Linked DNA regions of Homo sapiens: region 2 is linked to region 1. A link is a contact called in ENCODE Hi-C or POLR2A ChIA-PET data. All regions are on one chromosome and are shown on one strand. The core of a region is the stretch at or near the end of the contact, and the rest is flanking DNA. Distances in the headings are between cores, read along the strand shown.

Region 1 (4,058 bases), core at 1,120-3,619:
GACCAGTCTGCTAGCCCATGCTGTGATGTTGGTGACATCAAAAGCAACCCTCCCGAGGAAATCTCAACTGCACAACCCCTACTATGCCCCAATTTAGCAGGAAGCAGTTAGAGCGGTCATCGGCCAACCTCCCCAACAGCACTTGGGTTTTCCTGTTGAGGGGGGCACTGAGAGACAGGACTAGCTGGATTTCCTAAGCCAACTAAGAATCCCTAAGCCTAGCTGGGAAGGTGACCGCATCCACCTTTAAACATGGGGCTTGCAACTTAGCTCGCACCTGATCAATCAGGTAGTAAAGAGAGCTCACTGAAATGCTAATTAAGCAAAAACAGGAGGTAAAGAAATAGCCAATCATCTATCGCCTGAGAGCACAGGAGGAGGGACAATGATCGGGATATAAACCCAGGCATTCGAGCCGGCAACAGCAACCCCCTTTGGGTCCCCTGCCATTTTATGGGAGCTCTGTTTTCACTCTATTAAATCTTGCAACTGCACACTTTTCTGGTCCGTGTTTGTTACGGCTTGAGCTGAGCTTTTCCTTACCGTCCACTACTGCTGTTTGCTGCTGTCGCAGACCCGCTGCTGACTTCCACCCCTCTGGATCTGGCAGGGTGTCTGCTGGGCTCCCGATCCAGTGAGGCGCCCATTGCTGCTCTGGATCAGGCTAAAGGCTTGCCATTGTTCCTGCGTGGCTAAGTGCCTGGATTTGTCCTAATTGAGCTGAATAGAGCTATAACACTCATTGCATGGCCCAAGATTCCATTCCTTGGAATGCGTGAGGCCAAGAAACCCAGGTCAGAGAACAAGAGGCTTGCCGCCATCTTGGAAGTGGCCCGCCACCATCTTGGGAGTTCTAAGAACAAGGACCCCTGCCACCCACCCCCCGTAACAATTGCACTTACTTTATTTGGTGTTCATAGTTTCCCTCTGAGACAAGATTTTTTATTTTTTATTTTTTTAGAGATGGGGTCTTGCTATGTTGCCCAGACTGGTTTTGAACTCCTAGCCTCAAATAATCCTCTCATCTTGGCCTCCCAAGTATTGGGATTACAGGTGTGAGCTATCCTGCTCGGCCCCTCTGAGATAAGCTTTAATATCCCTATTTCAAAATGAGTAAACTGAGGTTTGGAGTGGGTAAAGTGCTTCCTTCCTTCATTCATTCATTCATTCATCCATCCATCTATTCATTTATTCAACAGACATCTGAATGAGTAGCTACCCTGCATCAGGGTATGCCAACTCTGGGCATACGAAGATGATTAAGACAAAAATCCCTGTCCTCACAGTCCAGAATGAAGGACAGACACATAAAGATGAGTATAATACAAGGTGGATCATGAATTGTAGCTAATATTTATTGGGTACTTACTAAGTGCCAGTGACTGCTGTAAGCTCTTGGTGTGTTTTACTCCTTCAGTTCTCCCCAACCTCTGTTAGCTACATGTCTCATAGATTGATTCATAGATAAGACTGAAGCCTGGTGATTGTCTACGGTTTTATAAGTAGCAAGTGGCAGAGCCAGGATGAATACCCAGTGGATAGGTATTAGTGCCAGAGGTCCCACTTGGCCATCAAGCTCTACTGTCTCTGATGATAAAGTAGCAAACAGGGACCTAAGTTGGTTGGGGGGGGCGCTAACTCAGTCTGGCATTCACGGTGTTCAGGGGAGATTTCCTGAAGGACTAAGGAATTAGCTAGACAGAGGTGAGTGGGGGGGAGGGAGGGCCATCGCTGGGGAGGGCCAGACGTGGGAGCCACCTCCTGGAAATCTACACAGCATCTAGGCCAGGCAGGGACTGGAGCGTGTGAGGAAGCTGCGAAAGCAGGCAGGACCCAGCTTCCAAAGGAAAGTGGTCCGTATCCTAGAGGTAGCTGCAAGTTTGAAGGGTTTTACGTAGGGGAGAGACTTGGCCAGATTTTTAGAAAGATCACCGGGGAGCTGGGTGAAAGTGGATGGAAGGACAGAGACAAGCACTGAGGCAGTGAGTGGGGAGGAGAGAGGAGAAATTCAGGAAGAAGAGTTTTCCCCATGATGGTTATTCGGGGGTTAAGTAGAGGACAGGGAGCAGTTTTAGAGGACACCCAGCTTCTGCTCCTAATCAGGGGGATTGGGGTGATCTGATGAGGTCAGTATTGGATGTCAACCCAGTCTTCTGGCGCCCAGTCCGTGCCCTTTCGCCTCGTGGCACTGCCAGCAATAATGCCCGCGGGCCACGGGTGAACGTGAACCGAGCTCGCAGCCTCCAACCCCACCCCTCCGGCGGCGGCGACGTGCAGTGCATCACCCTGGGCACCAGGGGGCGTGCCCGCACACGCTCGGGCCGCTCTGGCCCAGCCCATCTCAGTGGTCGCGGAAGGTGACGTGGACACGGAAGTGGTCGTCGTCGCGGCACCGGTGGGAGCTAGGCGCGAGGCTCGGAGTGCGGCCAGCGGGCGGAGGCGGTCTCGCATCGGCGGCGACGGAGGGCTCAGGCGTCGTCGTTTGGGTGGGGGGCCGCTGAACTGACAAGCGACATTTCAGCTCCTTTCACCCGCCGGAACCCCGGAGCCGGGGCCCGCTCAGCCGGCGTTACCATGACCAAGGCCGGTAGCAAGGGCGGGAACCTCCGCGACAAGCTGGACGGCAACGAACTGGACCTGAGCCTCAGCGACCTGAATGAGGTCCCGGTGAAGGAGCTGGTCAGTATCGTCCCGCGAGGCCCAGGCGCCCACCTTCGCCGGGCGCTGGCCCCTACGTGGGCCACTTACTTTCCTCTTCTCTAAAAGCATCAGTTTCCTTTTCTTTAAAAAGAAGCGGGGTGGTGGGACTAAGTCCCCTAGGAGGCCGCGTCCAGCCCAAGGTTCTTCCCGGGATGTACACGTGTCACTTTGGCGCAGTTCCAGAACATAGGGAAGATCTGCTTCTCTGGCCCTAGGCTTTTTACAGGCTAAGAAGCGAATCTGTCACCTTTGCGGGGCTTTCACAGCGCCCACCTCCGTGCCCGACTCTGAGTAGGAGCACACGGAGCAGTTACTGGATGTATTCGAGAATGAATGAGTGACTTGTTCCAGGGGAGTAGGCCTCCTGGTAGACCTGGGTGTGGCCCAGAACCTGGCTCTTCTAGGAAGCTGGCAATTCCAGCTGGCTGCCCGAGCCCTGAGGCAGCCTAACTCGAAGAAAGTAAAGTCTCCCCCCAGCTTGGCTGGTAAACTGTCATCTGAATTCCGCTGAAACTGGCGGGAGTCCCTTTCGCCCCTCTCTCCCCCAACCTTTCCCCTGTAAACTGAAGCTTACAGCTCCAGAGAGATAGCAGGCATCTAGTTTTGTCAGCGTGGAGCTAGTTCCCACATCCCTCCTTTTCCCACTCCGTTCCCCCTCCCACCCGCGCCAACGCCCTACTAGACTCACTTTGGGTGACCCACACTTTGCTTTCTGCCGTTGATAAATTACATTTGCCTTGGGCGCTGGGCCCAGTCTTTCTTCCACCGTGGACGGGTATTACAGTGGTTAGAACCGGGTTCCTAGCTCCTCCCAGCTCCATTGCTTAATAGCCGAGTGCCCTTGGCAAGCTAGTTAGCCTTTATGCCTAGATCTCCTCATCTATACAATGGTGATAATAGTTTCCATCTCATACGCTTATTGGGAGGTTAAATACCATTGTAATGGAAAATGCTTGGAAGGAGCAAATACTGATACTTGTAGCTGTTGTTGTGTTTTTCCCGCTGTAGTATTTAAAACTTTTTTAGGTGGTCAAACTTCACTTTTACGACTTTGTGACAGAAAGTGCAGGTTGCCAGAGGATCCTTAACTGAATATATGCCTCCTTTTCTACCCCAGGAAGATAGATGGCCAGCCTTATTTCACCCTGCCCTAGGACTGCTCTCTGAAACCATATACTCCAGGCATCTGAACAGTCCAGCATTAACCTTAGGGAGAAAGTTTTGCTGAGCTTGTCCAGCCTGGACACCATGGGAAAATAGAGATGGGCTGTGAGGGCCTTTTTTTTTTTTGGATGATGGAGTTTTGCTGTTGTTGCCCAGGAGTGATCTCGGCTCACTGAAACCTCTGCCTCCCGGGT
Region 2 (4,003 bases), core at 1,236-3,735, 7.9 Mb before region 1:
AGTGGAGCCTCAGCTCAAGAAATATAATGTCCACACTAAGTTTAGGGCTACTAACTGTTTGTGACATAGTTGTCCACAAACACAGCAAGTTTTTTTCCCTCCATAAGTGTTCAACAGAACCAGTGTGAGGCATTAGCTTTCTTCTGAGTGAAGTTATTACAACACATTGTCCCTACACGTTGAGCCCACCAACCACTCTAATCCCACCACTCTAGTCCCTAAGTCTAAAATTAGCCAAAGAGATGGAGGCAGTGGGGCAATGGCCCAGGGAGGGGATCCTTGGGATTTACTCAAGGATTCCTGTGCAGAGCATTGGGAAACCAGTCTAGCCCTTCATGAGTTACCCCTGGCTGCATCTTCTATTCCACTCCAGCAGCTCTTACGCACCTGCTGACCTGTGTGCCCCACACCTCCCAACCTCTCTTTTTCCTCCTCACCTCCCTCAATCTGCAGACTGATGATGGCACCGTCACACCCCACTGGAACACTGAGACTTGTGCGATGAAAATACATGTATCTAACTAAGGGCAGAGTCCTGGCCCTGCTGCCTCCACCAGCCACCAACCCTGTGACTTTCCCAAGTCACCTCTAAAATGAAGTTTCTTGTCTAGGAAGTGCAGTTGACAAAACTATGATGTTAAGGGCAGGATCGTGGTTAGCTGTGATAGGTGGTGGTGGAGGAGGGCATGAGAAGCACCTAAGGTGCTGGTTATATTTTGTTTCTTTCTTTCCTTCCTTCCTTCCTTCCTTTTTCTTTCTTTTCTTTCTCCCTTCCTTCCCTTTCTTTCTTTCTTTTATTTTCTTTCACTTTTTTTTTTTTTTTTTGAGACAGGGTCTCACTTTGTCACCCAGACTGCAGTGCAGTGGCATGATCATGGCTCACTGCAGCCTCAACCTCCTGGGCTCAGTTGATCCTCCCACCTCAGTGCCTCAAGTAGCGGGGTCTACAGGCATCCACCACCACATCCAGCTAATTTTTATATTTTGGTAGAGACGGGGTTTTGTCATGCTGCCCAGGCTGGTCTCGAACTCCTGGGCTCAAGCCATCCACCCACCTCGGCCTCCCAAACTGCTGGGACTACAGGCATGAGCCACTGCGTCCGGCCTTTTATCTTGATCTTGATGCTAGTTATGTAGGTCAGTTCACTTTCTGGAAATATATTGTTATATACTTAGGATTTGTTCACTGTTATACTTCAAATAAAAAGTTTGCTTTGGCTGGGTGTGGTGGCTCACGCCTGTAATCCCAGCATTTTGGGAGGCTGAGGCAGGTGGATTGCTTGAGCTCAGAAGTTTGAGATCAGCCTGTGCAAAGGGCGATGCCCTGTCTCTACTAAAAATTTTTTTAAAATTAGCTGGGCGTGGTGGCACACGCCTGTAGTCCCAACTACTTGGGAGGCTGAGGCAGGAGGATCACTTGAGCCCAGGAGGTCACGGGTGCAGTGAGTCCCAGTTGTGCCACTGCACTCTAGCCTGGGCAACAGAGCAAGACCCTGTCTCAAAAAAAAAAAAAAAAAAATCAAATACAATAATTTAGGCAAAAGCAATTTGAGAGTTGTAAACTATGTAAGGAATTGTCATTATCCAAGGTTGCCTATCTCTAGGTAAGTTCTAGATAGGTGTGACAAGAATTTCATCCTTCCAGCATTGTTGGGTAATGGTAATAGGTGTTCCACCACATATATCATACATAAATACATCAAAACTGAATCAAAACAGAAACATTTTCCTTCAAGCACCAGGGCTTTTTTTTTTTTTTTTTTTTTCCAAAGACAGGGTCTTGTTCTGTTTCCCAGGCAGGAGCGCAGTGGCACGATTGTAGCTCACTGAAGCCTCCAGCTCCTGGGCTCAATCAATCCTCTCACTTCAGCTCCTAGAGTATCTAACAATACAGGTGCGCACCACTCCACCCAGCTCATTTTGGGGGTATTTTTGGTATTTTTTGTAGAGACAGGGTTTCAAATTCCTGGCCTCAAGTGTTCCTTCGGCCTCAGCCTCCTAAAAGGCTAGGATTATATGCGTGAGCCACTGTGCCTGGCCAAGGTTTTTTTAAAATTTTAATCTTTATGTTCTCGTTTTTTATAAGATAAAGTTTGGTTTGGGTTTTTTTTTTGTTTTTTTGTTTGTTTTTCTGTGGTTCTTTTTTTTTAGACAGGGTCTCACTATGTTGCCTAGACTGGCCTTGAATTCCTGGGCTCAAGAGATTCTCCCGCTTCAGCCTCACAAGTAGCTGGGACTACAGGCATGTGCCACTACACCTAGCTTAAATTTTTAAAAATGTGTTATATACTTCCTTGCTATTTGGATACAAGATTCTGAATGTGATTTAACCTGATTTGGTTCAAAGTCATTGTTGTAAACCTCCATTTTTGTATCATGTGGTGAAATGGTTCCGGGACTGACTCTTTTTCTACCTCTTGGATTCATAGCAACCTGTCAGCTGTCACTTCTGTTGCTCATGTGTGGCTGTCCCCCTTCCAGTCTTGTCTGACCTAGGAGAACAGACAGCCACACTTGGTAAAAATTGCTATAGGTTGCACCAATAAGGTTTAGACTGGGGAGAAGAGCACATGGCTGCCTGCCTCAGTCTTGGGGTTTCGAGGCCTTCACCAGTGGGAAGGTGAAATGCAGAGTCTACAGAGGAGTGAAGGCAGACCACAGAACATTAGGACTGGGGGAGTCATGACTTAGGCCAGCCCCTCACTTTTTAGAGGAGAGGACTGAGCCCCAGAGACTGGTCAGCTTGACTTCAGGAGCGGGTCGCTGCTACTTTGTATGTCCTACACTGCCTAGCTCAGTACCTCTTGTCTAAAGATGCTGTGTTTCTCTGCCATAAGATCCCAGGAAGCGGGAACTGAGTGCAGAGAACACTCTGCCTTGTGCTGCTGGTACCAGCATGCCAGATCCTCTGAGAAATAGGATGGAAAACATTTCCCCTCTATGCCTTGGCACTCCCCCATTCTCAACCCTCTGCCTTCCGGGTAGAGGGCAGACATTATGTTGTCCCGATAGGGAACTTGAAGTCCAAGGAACTTTCCTTGGGGGTCTATCTATGGCGGATAGAGGCCTGGGCCTCTAAGAGAGAGCTGGCCTAGCCCATTTTGAAAGCCCCTGTGTGCTGCTTCCGGCCTATGCACTCTTCTTCCTGCAAACTGAGCTCTTGTGTTACAGAGTGAGCGTGAGGGAAGGGAAGGAGCAGCTTCAGACAGCAGGGTAGGGGGACCTCAGTTTCTCTCCAAAATGGATCCCTCATCCCCTTTCCAAACCCAGCAACTACCACCCTTTCAACCCCTTCCCCCATCCCGGAAAATACCTGGAAGGAAGTGAGCGCTCTGGGGCCACTAGCAGGAAGTGGGGGGTTAACTGTCACCTCATCCCTGGGGGCTTGAGTAGCAGAAGGCAGAGGGGGAAATGCAAATCCATGCTTGGGAGGGAGAAGAACTCCTGAGAGGAAGCAGGTGGCAGCCAGAGCCCAGACTTCCTCCTGGGCCAGTGGTCCCAGCAGGGGCTGGAGAGGCCTGAGGCAAGGGAGTTATCACAGGCACTGAACAAGACAGCAGTCGGCCCACCCTGTGCAGGCAGCTGCAGCACTTTCTCTGGTCAGCTGAGTAGACTCACTTCCTCTGCCCTGCACCCCAGAGAGGCCGGGAGATGGAGGGCGGGGTCTCAGGAGGAGGGGTGGGGCATGGTCTGGATTCATGGAAGGTGAGGAGATGCAGGAGAAATGAAGGGGGGTATGTCCCTGGGGAATCAGCTGGAGGCAGGCAGGCATCAGTCTCTTCTGCTTTTGCTTAGGGACTAAGATTCAGGAATCCCTCTGGCCTTGGCACCTCCCCCTACCTTGTTCTAGACACCAGGGGCCAAAATTGAGAACCACATGATATCCTTGCAAAGGGATCGTTTATAGCACCTGGAAACAAGAATCTAAGAAGCAGCCTTTGGCCTTGTGCCTCTACACTAATCATCTATTACATCCCTATGGCAATTTCCAGGTTCAAAATGG

The links. A loop is a pair of places that touch in the nucleus more often than their neighbours do. ChIA-PET counts read pairs that join two places held with the same protein, here RNA polymerase II (POLR2A). Pooled maps may share reads with other maps.
Region 2: a pooled map shows a loop between it and region 1 (5-fold over the local background). The contact joins the enhancer-like site here to the promoter of LRRC59 in region 1. A Hi-C loop is called at or near these places in 1 of 50 pooled maps. POLR2A ChIA-PET finds 5 or more read pairs at or near these places in 2 of 52 experiments (H1 and activated CD4-positive, alpha-beta T cell).

Annotation. Positions count from the first base shown.
Region 1 is chr17:50,395,834-50,399,891 of GRCh38, reverse strand. LRRC59 (leucine rich repeat containing 59) reads left to right here and starts at 2,369. Exons shown (of 7, transcript NM_018509.4): 1 at 2,369-2,679. The coding sequence starts at 2,575. It overlaps LRRC59-AS1 (LRRC59 antisense RNA 1), which reads right to left. Exons shown (of 2, transcript NR_199069.1): 2 at 1,335-2,676. RefSeq lists a silencer at 2,323-2,392.
Region 2 is chr17:58,338,758-58,342,760 of GRCh38, reverse strand. All of the region lies in intron 3 of TSPOAP1-AS1 (TSPOAP1, SUPT4H1 and RNF43 antisense RNA 1), which reads right to left. Among named protein-coding and RNA genes, the nearest start is that of MIR4736, 4.7 kb to the right of the region's middle. RefSeq lists enhancers at 2,904-2,953, 3,394-3,503, 3,634-3,693. Within about 2 kb of position 2,485, at least 4 of the 41 ENCODE cell types and tissues checked have a DNase peak (open chromatin) inside an H3K27ac peak, as active enhancers do.